2 separate regions of the Homo sapiens genome follow, and region 2 is linked to region 1. Evidence: read pairs that join two places in POLR2A ChIA-PET (ENCODE). Cell type or tissue: PC-9. All regions are shown on one strand. Each heading gives the region's core, and the rest is flanking DNA. Links, peaks and the distances in the headings are about the cores only.

Region 1 (5,375 bases), core at 240-5,239:
TTAAACATAGTAGGATATAATGAAAAGAGAACATTTAAGTTAAATGAAAATATGATTAAATATGAGAAAAAGCCTACAAGAGGCAACCAGAGGCTCTTCATTCCTAGATGCCTTCAGATAGAACAAACATCTTTCTCTGAATATTTCAATATTTTGGGCTGGGCACGGTGGCTCACACCTGTAATCCCAGCACTTCAGGGGGCCGAGGCAGGCAGATCACCTGAGGTCAGGAGTTTGAGACCAGCCTGACCAACATGGTGAAACCAAAGAACCAAATCAACATTTTCCTTCTAGAAATAAAAGGGGTAGGAATATAATCACAAAACATTTAAATTATACTTTTCCTCCACAAAAGGGTTCTTACATTATCTCATTTCCAGTGATCCCTAAGGTGCCTACAACTCCAGTTCTCTGAATTACATTTATTGTTCAATATGGGAAAATTTTTTCAGAGTTGAGGGTGAAAATGTCTTTTACAGCAATATCTGCTGGTATAGAAGCCTCTTGGGGATGGAAACAGGTCTCTTTCATCTTTGAATGCTCCATGACATCGGCCATAGCCTCTTACACAGTGTTAAATAACTGAGGAAAAATAAGGACATTGTCAACTCACAACCTGTGCTCAGTGTCCTAAGGAATTCCAGGGTATATGATAAAAAGTTATATCTAACATCTGTTGAGCACTTCATACACTCTAACTTATGTAATTCTCACCACAGCCCTCTGAGGTAGGTATTATTATTATCCCTATTTATAAGAAAGTGAGACACAGAGATGTTAAATAGCTTGTCCAAGGTCACACAGCTGGTAAGGAACTGCGGCCGGATATCAACCCAGGAGTCTGACTCCAAAATTCATCCCCTTAACCAAGGAAATACTGAAGAGAGCCCAGATGTCCTGAGAAACCATTCTGGTGCCTCACCTAAAGGACCTACACATGTTAAATATATAGCTAAATAAGTGCTACAGCAAAATCCCTGGCAGGGAGAGGAGACAATACACAGGCTATCAGTATTGTATGACATTCTTACTGAATGCAGAGTAGTTATATTGGGGGGAATATTTTTTGAGCCTGAGAAAAAGATCAAATAACCTGATAAGCAGCATTCTTTACGCAGACAGCTGTATCATCACCTGATACTTTAATCTTAGCACGCGAATGATGTTATCAATAAAGGGGAGAGGGAGCATGTTAGTGTGTGTATGTGTGCACACGTAAGCACGCATATGTGTGTATAGGACTATTATGATATGGCATTTTGTTCATCTTAATAGGGTTGACTACAAGGGAAGAAAGGTTTAACCAGCAACTAGCTATGCAATAAGACCGAACAGGCAAAACGAACTATTACAGGGCTTGTGGATGGTTAGTTGTGTGGCCACTCATATGAAATCCACTTGCATAGTTAGCTGTACCGTTACTACTTCTTTAAACTTTAGTCTGCCAATTTTCCTCTTCAAAAAGGAAATTACTAATCCCCAGAATTCCCTCGGTGATGAAAAATGTAAAACCTTGTAAAAAGAGAAATCATAATTCTTCAAAATTGATTCTGTTGGAGTCTGAAAGAACTATTGCCCTATGGGACTTGTGGCATACACAGACACTCTGAGAACAACCAAATAATTCTATAAAATGAAATGGCACAGCTACAGCCAAAGTCCCAGGCAGGGGGAGGAACCTGGAAGCTATCTGTAACAATCAGCTGGGGAAAAAAAAAAAAAATCTTCACTAGGAAGTCAAAAGAGGAAGCTAAAAGCTGTTTACGTAGGTCTGAGAAAGCAGACAGATTTATTCTTTTCCTAGGTTTTTTTTTTTTTTAATACAGTGAGGAGATGGGAGACTCTCCTTCCTCCCTCCCCTGGTAACTCAGCCCAAGGACATTACTGTCAAGAAATGTTATGGTGGCTCGGCATCTGTTTTCCATACGTCACCTCATTTTGTAAATGGAGGTCTTGATATTTCTATACCAAAAAAGACAACTCTAATAACTGTGTTACTGCCTGAAAGGCAAGCTATTATGACCAGATGAAAAAAAAAAGTGTGACACGAGCTCAAGACACGAGCATCAGAGTCTCATAACAAAAGAAACACCAAATTAGCCTCTCTCCCTGAAAGCCAAGGCCATTTTCTCAGGTCGACCTCTCCATGCCAACTGAAGGTACCAGCAGTTAAATTCTGTAATAAACCTCAACACTCTAGGGCCCTCCACTAACCTGCCACCGAGAAGGAAAAAAAGAAAACAAAACAACAACAACAAAAATTCCTAGTGAGCTGCCTGGAACCGTACGCTCTGGCAGAAATAGAATTCACACGCTCTGCTTCGAAACCGCATTATCGAATTATTCTGCCTCACTAGTTAAACACTAAGTGGTGTGACCAGAGAAGGCGGACTTTAAAAACAAAAAAACAAAAAAAAAAAAAGGAAAGAACAGCCCTACGACTCGCCTCGATTCTGGCGGCGCCCTCTAGGTAGGTCAGGTATACGTATCAGAACCTCCAACCCTGTCCTAACAGCTGTTCAGGTGAAATTAGAATCTGGGCTGCCTCTCCCCTGGGGCCTCCGCGAACACACCGGGAGATGGGAGGAGGGAAGAGCGGGGAAACTGCCCACTCCATCAACTGACGCTTGATTCAATTACTCCGGAGAACTTAAGAACTAAGTGTGGACATAAATCTGTGCCACGGTGGGTACCACCGTCAGATCCAAAGAGACAGTATCTGAGCGCTCCGCCGAGCAGCCCAGGTGCGCGCTGGAGCGCGGGCAGAGACGGCGAGGACAACCCGGCTCCAGGAAGCCCCCGGGACCCTGCTGCGCCCGGCCCTCACCTTTCTGCCGCAGGTACAGCATCTGATGCCGCTGGCTCGGTCGCTCCTGCAGCTCCTGCAGCACGCGGGAGTCGCCGGCACCGCTGCGGCCGCCCAGGACCACGTCGGAGCCCGAGGCCTCGGTGGAGCTGTCGAGGCTGTCGCGGCGCCGCCGGCGGCCCTCGGCCCCGCGGCCCCCGCCCGCCGCCTCCTCCTCCTCTGTGCAGCTGTACAGCTCGTTGAGCAGCCCGCTCACCAGGGACGCCGTGCGGCTTGTGCGGCCGCCGCACGCCTCGCCGGGCTCCGTGTCCTCATCGCCGTCCCACGTGTCCCGGGAGCGCCGCGGCCGCTCCGCCGCTCCCCGGAGGCGCGGGGCTGGGGGAGCTGCAGGAATCGTTTCTTCCTCCTGACTCTCCAGCCTCGCCTCGCCACCGCCGCCGCGGAATTCCAGCTCCGTCCGGAGCCCCGGGCGGCCCCCGCCGGTGGGAAGGACGTCCATGGTCCCCGGCGCGCGGCTGCCCGGCTCCCGCTGCTCCTCCCGCCTCGCGGCGCCGGCCAGTTCCGGGAGGAGGCGCGGCTTCGTCCTCGCCGGTGGTGCCCTCCCGGGCGCGGCGCCAGCGGGCTCTGGATCCCCGAGGTGCCCGGGCCTCCCCCGAGCCGGCACCTGAGCCGCTCCCCTCCGCTCCGGACCGGGCGAGAAGGAGACTGCCACGCCACTGAGCTACCTGGGGCCACCTGCTGCCCGGGCCCGGCCTCTACCCAGAGCGCTCTCCCGTGCGCGAGAAGGCGCAGGACGTGGCCAGAACACCGTTGGGAAGAAGCCAGCAGCACGGAGGGGGAGGGCGCTGAGGCCGCCGCCACCTTCACTTTTAATTAAGCACGTGATTTAACTCAAAAAGAGGGTGACTCTTGCCTCTTATTCAGCCGCCAGCTAGAAATAATGCCCAGGAGGGTTCTAAACGCCCATCAATAGGCCCAGGCCAGGAGCTCCTTCTTGACATACTCGGAACACAATACCAGCCCTTCTCACTTTCCCACCTGATCTGAGCGCCTTCAAAAGCCTTCTTAGTTTAGTCTCTGACAATAAGCTTTCTAAAACTCTGAACACCTGGCAAATATCTGGGACTTAATAACGCTGTGAACTTTTTTCCTCCAGTGAAAACCAAAGCACTGGATTAAAATCAACTAATTCCCTGATACAAGATGTAACCAGAGTGAGGGTTTAATAAATGTTCTTGAGATGACCGAACTGATACATTAATTGAGCTAGTTTTGATGATGGTAGAATCAAAAATTTACAAGATACTGTGAGAGATGTATCTTACACTAGACCTCAATAGAACTCGGAACTGCCGCTCCACTGTAGATATTTTTGTGAAGTTAATAATTGGCAACATGTTTAGCGCTTTTTGTATGTCAGGCACTGTTCTTAGAGATTTGCATGAATTATCCCACTTAATCCTCACTTTAACCCTATAAAGCAGTTAAGTGTCGTTATATTCTCACTTTTCAGCTGAGGGAGCTGAGGCACGAAGAGGCTAAATAACGTGTCCATTCACAAAGAATAAAGTGAACTTTTCATAAAGTGTCTGGCTTTCATTATGGATGAATATATATTAGTCAAATGCTATTAAATACTTGACCACACTTCCAAAAGGGGCAACAACACACCTGGTGAACAACACTGGTGTTTCGTGTTTGTTCAGCACAGTTTTGTCTTCCAAGGCACTTTCATAATAGAGCCTGACCCTGCCGGTAGAAATCTGGTGTACCTTGACACCAGCACTGCAATAAAAGGGCCCTTTTTGAAACTGGAGTTAATATGAGACAAGCAGAAGTTGTACTTTTCGCTTAGGTATTCGGAATTTTAAATTATACTGGAAATATTATTTTATGGTTTTATAACTATATTAATGACTATTGTTACCATTTAATGTTTAAATGTATGAAATGAGAGTAGAATTCATTATTATATTGCTGTTTTGTTTTTTGAGGTCTTTTTCCCTGTTGTCCCTGGCATTCAACGAGTTCCAAGTCCTCCTTCGTATGCCAAACTTTGCAATGAGCAGGACTTTCAGAGGAGTAAACACTGAAATTGGACCTATTTTTTTAATTGGCTTCCCAGCCCTTTTTATCTCTTCCCCCTAAGAAGAGATGTGATTAACTGTTAGTCTTCAGCACTATTCTCATTTAGGGAATCTCCATCAGGAATTACAGGTAAAGAAACTCAAAGTGAGCTGAAGGGAAAAAAGAGACCAAGAAAACAATAGGTTATTGACATTCAACATTTCTAAGTTAATAAGAACTTCAAAATTATTTCCCATTCCCCATCATTACCAAATCTAAAGAGAGGAAAATGGCAAACTAAAAACTAACAAGGAAAGCACGCTTAAGATCATTGTACTTATGGAATGATCTTCCCCTAGATATTGGCATGACTCTGCTCTCACCAAGTCTCGTCTCTGCTTAAATGTCTTCTCTGTGAGCCGGGCGCGATGGCTCACACCTGTAATCCCAGCACTTTGGGAGGCCGAGGTGGACGGATCATGAAGTCAAGAGATCGAGACCA
Region 2 (5,375 bases), core at 256-5,255, 220 kb after region 1:
GTAATCCCAGCTACTTGGAAGGCTGAGGCAGGAGAATAGCTTGAACCTGGGAGGCGGAGGTTGTGGTGAGCTGAGATCATGCCATTGCACTCCAGCCTGGACAACAAGAGTGAAACTCTATTTCAAAAAAAAAAAGAAAGAAAAGAAATGTGTTAGGGAGAGGAGGCCTTTACTGAATTTAGGGGGCTAACAAAGAATCAGTCCCCAATCCAATAAAGTTAGTACAGTAGTTTTCAGAGGGCAAGGGCCCCTTGGCTTCTTGTTTATAAAGATTCTCTTTAGAAATTATGCAGACTCCATTGTCAAACAGCAAATATTGTCTGTCAGTTGACAGTTGAAGTCAATACTTACAACTGACAGTGTATAGAACAACAAACCCCAACATTTGGGATACTGTATATTGAAAGCCAAAAGATTTATGTCAATGATCAAAATCCGCAATGACATTAGCTATAAGGGGACCATGTACATCAAAGGTACTATTCATTCATGTAACACACACGTTGTTGAGAACCCACTCCATGCCCAGCTGGGGTGGGTGCTAGGGATGCAGCTATGAGCAAAACAGACAGAGCCCCTTCGCTGATGAAACTTACATTCTAGATGGGGGAGAGAAGAAATAAATAAAATGATGTTGCATAGTGGTAAGTCATATGAAGAAACTAACAGAGTATGTAATATGTTAGAGGATGTGGTAGTGTGGAGGCTGCTTTAGTTTGGGTGGTCAAGGAAGGCCTCATTGAGAGATGACATTTGAACTGAGACCTGAATCAAGGAGCCAGTTGAGAGAGGATGTGGGAGAATATTCCAGGCAGAATGAACGCAATGGACCTCAGGACTGAGCTTGGTGTATTTAATGGACAGAGCAAGAGTCAGCAGAGCTGGCGGTGTATAGTGATTGAGCAGGGCAGGGGCATGAGCCAAGATCAGCAAGGTAGGCAGGGGCTAGATCTTGAGGGCCTTCTAAGGCTTGGTAAAGCATGTGGATTTTACTTTAGGGAAGTAGGGATTTTAACATCAGATGTAATCTGATTTACATTTAAGAAAATATTCTGGCCAGGTGTGGTGGCTCATGCCTGTAATCCCAGCACTTTGGGAAGCTGAGGTGGGAGGATCACCTGAGGTCAGGAGATCGAGACCAGCCTGGCCATCATGGTGAAACCCCATCTCTACTAAAAATACAAAAAAATTTAGCCGGGCCTGGTGGCAGGTGCCTGTAATCCCAGCTACTTGGGAGGCTGAGGCAGGATAATCGCTTGAACCTGGGAGGCGGAGGTTGTAGTAAGCCGAGATCACGCAATTGTCCTCCAGCCTGGGCAACAAGAATGAAGCTCCATCTCAAAAAAAAAATAAAAATAAAAATAAATAAAAGACAGAAAAAAAGAAAAAAATATTATGTGGCTGCTATATTGTAAAGGAAGCAGAGAACAAAGATAGGAGGCTGTTATATTGGTATGAGTGAGATGATGGTGGCTTTGACATGCAGTAGCTGTGGGCATAGAGAGAAGTAGACGGACATTGGTTAGATTTTGGAGACAGAGACAATTGAATTTGCTCATGGATTGGATTTGGGGTGTAAGAAAAAGAGAAGAATTGGGTTGGGCACAGTGGCTCATGCCTATAATCCCAGCACTTTGTGAGGCAAGGGTAGGAGGATCACTTGAACCCAGGAGTTCAAGACCAGCATGGGGAACAAAGTGAGACCCTGTCTCTACAAAATATATTTTTAAAAAACATTAGCCAGGTGTGGTGGCATACACCTGTAGTCCTAGCTACTTGGGAGGCTGATGTGGGGGGATGACTTGAGCCCAGGAGGTCGAGGCTGCAGTGAGCCGTGATCAAGCCATTGCACTCCAGCCTGAGCAACAGAGAAAGACCCTGCCTCAAAAATAAAATAAATAAAATTTAAACACCCAGGAGAATAGAGGAAGTTTCCCCAGTTTTTAGCTTGAACAACTAGCTGCAGAGGAGCATCATTTATTTAGAAGAGAAAGATGGGGGTAGAGACATGGAAGAGCAGTTTCGGAAAGGATGGAAAAGCAATGGTTTGATGCTGAAGTGCATTTCATTCACTCATATGAAGATACTAGGAAGGCAATTTGAACTATGACCAAATTGCCTACCATGGGTCTCCTAACCAGGATGTCTAAGGAGCTTATATATGCAAGATAAATGCGGTGGGTACTCAGGTGCAGTGCCTCACACCTGTAATCCCAGCACTTTGGGAGGCCGAGGCGGGCGGATAACTTGAGGTCAGGAGCTTGAGACCAGGCTGGCCAACATGGCGAAACTCTGTCTCTACCAAAAATACTAAAATTAGCTGGGTGCGGTGGCGCACGCCTGTAGTCCCAGCTACCCAGGAGGCTGAGGCAGAAGAATCTCTTGAACCAGGGAGGCAGAGGTTGCAGTGAGTCAAGATCGCACCACTGCATTCCAGCCTGGGCAACCACTGCATTCCAGCCTGGGCAACAGAGCAAGACTCTGTCTCAAAACAAACAAAAATAAATAAATAAATAAATAAATAAATAAATAAATACTATGGGCCATGCACAGTGGCTCATGCCGTAATCCCAGCAATTTGGGAGGCTGAGGTGGGTGGATCACTCGAGGTCAAGACTTTGAGACCAACCTGGCCAACATTATATTTGTATACAAATACAAAAATTAGCCAGGCGTGGTTGGGCTCGCCTGTAATCCCAGCTACTCGGGAGGCTGAGACACAAGAATCATTTGAACCCAGGAGGTGGAGGTTGCGGTGAGCTGAGATCATGACATAGTGAGACTCCATCTCAAAAAAAAAAAAAAAAAGATAAATGCTAAAGAGGTGCAGAGTACTCTCTGAAGCAGGAATGGTTGTGACTCCCTGAGGCATTTTTTGTTTTAGTGGCTCTCTTGATGTTATGGAAGTGCATTATACAGGGGTCTTGTTTGGATATTCATTTTGACTCTGAGATCAATGAGCTGTTCAGTGGTACTACTTGGGACTTTATTGCCTCCAGGGAGCTTTTAGAAATGAGGTGGTGGGGGAGCAATTTTGTTTGTCATGATGCAGGAGGTCAGGGAGAATACTGGCATCTAGTCCCTGGGGCCAGAAATGCCAAATGTGCGGCAATGCGTGGAATATCTTCACACAAAATAAAATGGTCCAATCTGAAATGCATGTGCCTTGGGAAAGTTTATTTTAAATTTTAAAGTTTCTCTTCTTTCATCATTAAAATGAAGACATCACGTGAAATCATCTCTGAGGTTAGATCTGGCTTCCTTATACTATGACTCACAAGATACACAAACAATAGTGATATAAGTAGCCTTCAAGGGACCTGGTGGGAGGCTGTGGCCATGAAAATGCATCCCTCAGCTCTCCGGCTGCAGGGAGCATAATTGACTAATGGCCACAGCTGCAGACCTCTGGACCCACCCCCATCTCATTTACAGAACGCCCTTTCTACAAGCTGCTGCTAGCCAATGACTGAGCAAGCAGGGCACAACTAATACAGACTCATTCTGTACTAATACAGACTCATTCTTTACTAATACAGACTCATTCTTTACTAATACAGACTCTTTTAATGACGGACTTTGGCTCAAGGATGCCCCATCAACCAGGCTGAGCAGCTTTTGTGACTGCAGCCTGAGAGTCTCCTATCAGATCCTCCTTCCTTCCCCGTCTCTCACAGAGGTCAGACCTGCTTTGCGTCTGAAGGCTCTTCTTGCCTATTTCGGCTCCTCTCCTTTATCCCGCACAAGTATTCCCTAAGGAGTTTCCTGCACATCCAATCCCATCTTAGCTTCTGCTTCTCAAAGAACTCAGACTAACCCGAGTAATGTCAGCAGTGGTCTGAGAAAACAAGAGTAAGATGGGGTTTGGAGACTGGCTCCCTCATTGCCCAGTAGGCTAAGAGGATGCTACCCTGAATGATATACGGGGCGTGGATAGTTCCTCGCACAATGTGGTGGTGCAACTGCTAAAGATTTCATCAGTGGTGATTCAGGAAGATGTCCTGGTGGAGGAGAATGCAGTGCAGGTGCAGAGATCCAGGCATTGGAGAGCTATGGTTGTGGGGGAATGATAGCTACAGGGAGAGCAGAGTTGACTGATTACTGCTAAGTTGTATTGACATCCCACCAAGTGATAACAAGCAATAGAGACTGTGAGAGCTAGAGAACCTGTTTGGTAGCTTAAAAAAGGGTCCTCCTCTCCTGCAGTGGAAGAACTGCCACAGCTGAGCCACAGACTGAGGCTCTGATAGTCCTAGAGCTCTAGAGATGCCTAAATGCTCAGCTAAAGCAAGTCAGTTAAGCTAAGGTCAGGGCCCTGTTTGGAGGAATCTGGGACTCTGAAACATGGGATGGGGGCATCTGAATGCATGCCTCTCAGGATGTTGACTTGGCAGAGCCCTCTGAACCCTCCAGGTCTGCCGGGCTGGCCCATCATTTCATAGTAAGAACTACCACTTTCAAAGGCTGGCTTCAGGAGACCTGGTGGGAGGTTGTGGCCATGAAAATGCATCCCTCTCCAGCAAGGCAACAGGTTGCCCTCTCAGGAGCTGCCCCCAATTCCTCTACTGTCTCCCAAGCCAATAAACAAATGCAGTATAATCAAGACAGGGAAGGGCTGGGCCTGATAGGGAAAAAAGAGATTATATATCAAAGGACCTATAAGAATTAGCGAGCAGGAACCAGTGGAAAACTTTGGAATCAGATTTGGGAGTACTTGTTCAAGGAGACTAGAAAGTAAGACTAGAAAAGCAAGACTTCCTTGACTAGAGGACAATTTTGGGGGGGACACAGGCCCCTGATAAGGACCCCAGAGGATGAGTGAAACTCACTGCTAAAGTGGCTCTTAGAAGCCTGCTGCAATATTAGGCCATGCTGAGAAAAGTGGAAATGCTTGAGTTGCCCTGGCAGGTGGCAGAGAAAAGAATAAAGAAGCTAAGGAAAATGGACCCACAAGGGGCCAGGCGCGGTGGCTCACACCTGTAATCCCAGCACTTTGGGAGGCCGAGGTGGGCAGATCACGAGGTCAGGAGATCGAGACCATCCTGGCTAACACGGTGAAACCCCATCTCTACTAAAAATACAACAACAACAACAACAACAACAAAAACAACAATTAGCCAGGTTTGGTGGCAGGCGCCTGTAGTCCCAGCTACTTGGGAGGCTGAGGCAGGAGAATGGCATGAACCCGGGAGGTGGAGGTTGCAGTGAACCGAGATCGCGCCACTGCACTCCAGCCTGGACGACAGTGTGAGACTCCGCCTCAAAAAAAAAAAAAAAGAAAAAAAGAAGAAAAGAAAATGGACCCACAGGACCCAGAGGACACGCCGTTCACCAGTGCCTTCAGGACTTGAGAGGGGCACCAGTATCACTAAGCA

What was found. ChIA-PET counts read pairs that join two places held together with the same protein. Peaks named below come from ENCODE experiments on the same cell type or tissue, not always from the same donor. Only the 100,000 strongest peaks of a DNase experiment are listed, where the experiment ranks them.
Region 2: POLR2A ChIA-PET joins it to region 1 with 14 read pairs; 4 of 35 experiments call an interaction of 5 or more read pairs at or near these places.

What each region holds. Positions count from the first base shown.
Region 1 is chr12:64,778,739-64,784,113 of GRCh38, reverse strand. It overlaps a transcript of TBC1D30 not described here. Among named protein-coding and RNA genes, the nearest start is that of GNS, 22 kb to the right of the region's middle. RefSeq lists silencers at 3,084-3,183, 3,264-3,543. In PC-9, for the core only: CTCF peaks have their summits at 2,494 and 3,588 (motif pointing left); DNase peaks (open chromatin) are centred at 2,403 and 3,513; H3K4me3 peaks cover 3,327 bases; H3K27ac peaks cover 3,135 bases.
Region 2 is chr12:64,559,149-64,564,523 of GRCh38, reverse strand. It overlaps a transcript of RASSF3 not described here. Among named protein-coding and RNA genes, the nearest start is that of RASSF3-DT, 48 kb to the left of the region's middle. In PC-9, for the core only: no CTCF peak of the experiment used is centred there; a DNase peak (open chromatin) is centred at 3,313; H3K27ac peaks cover 466 bases.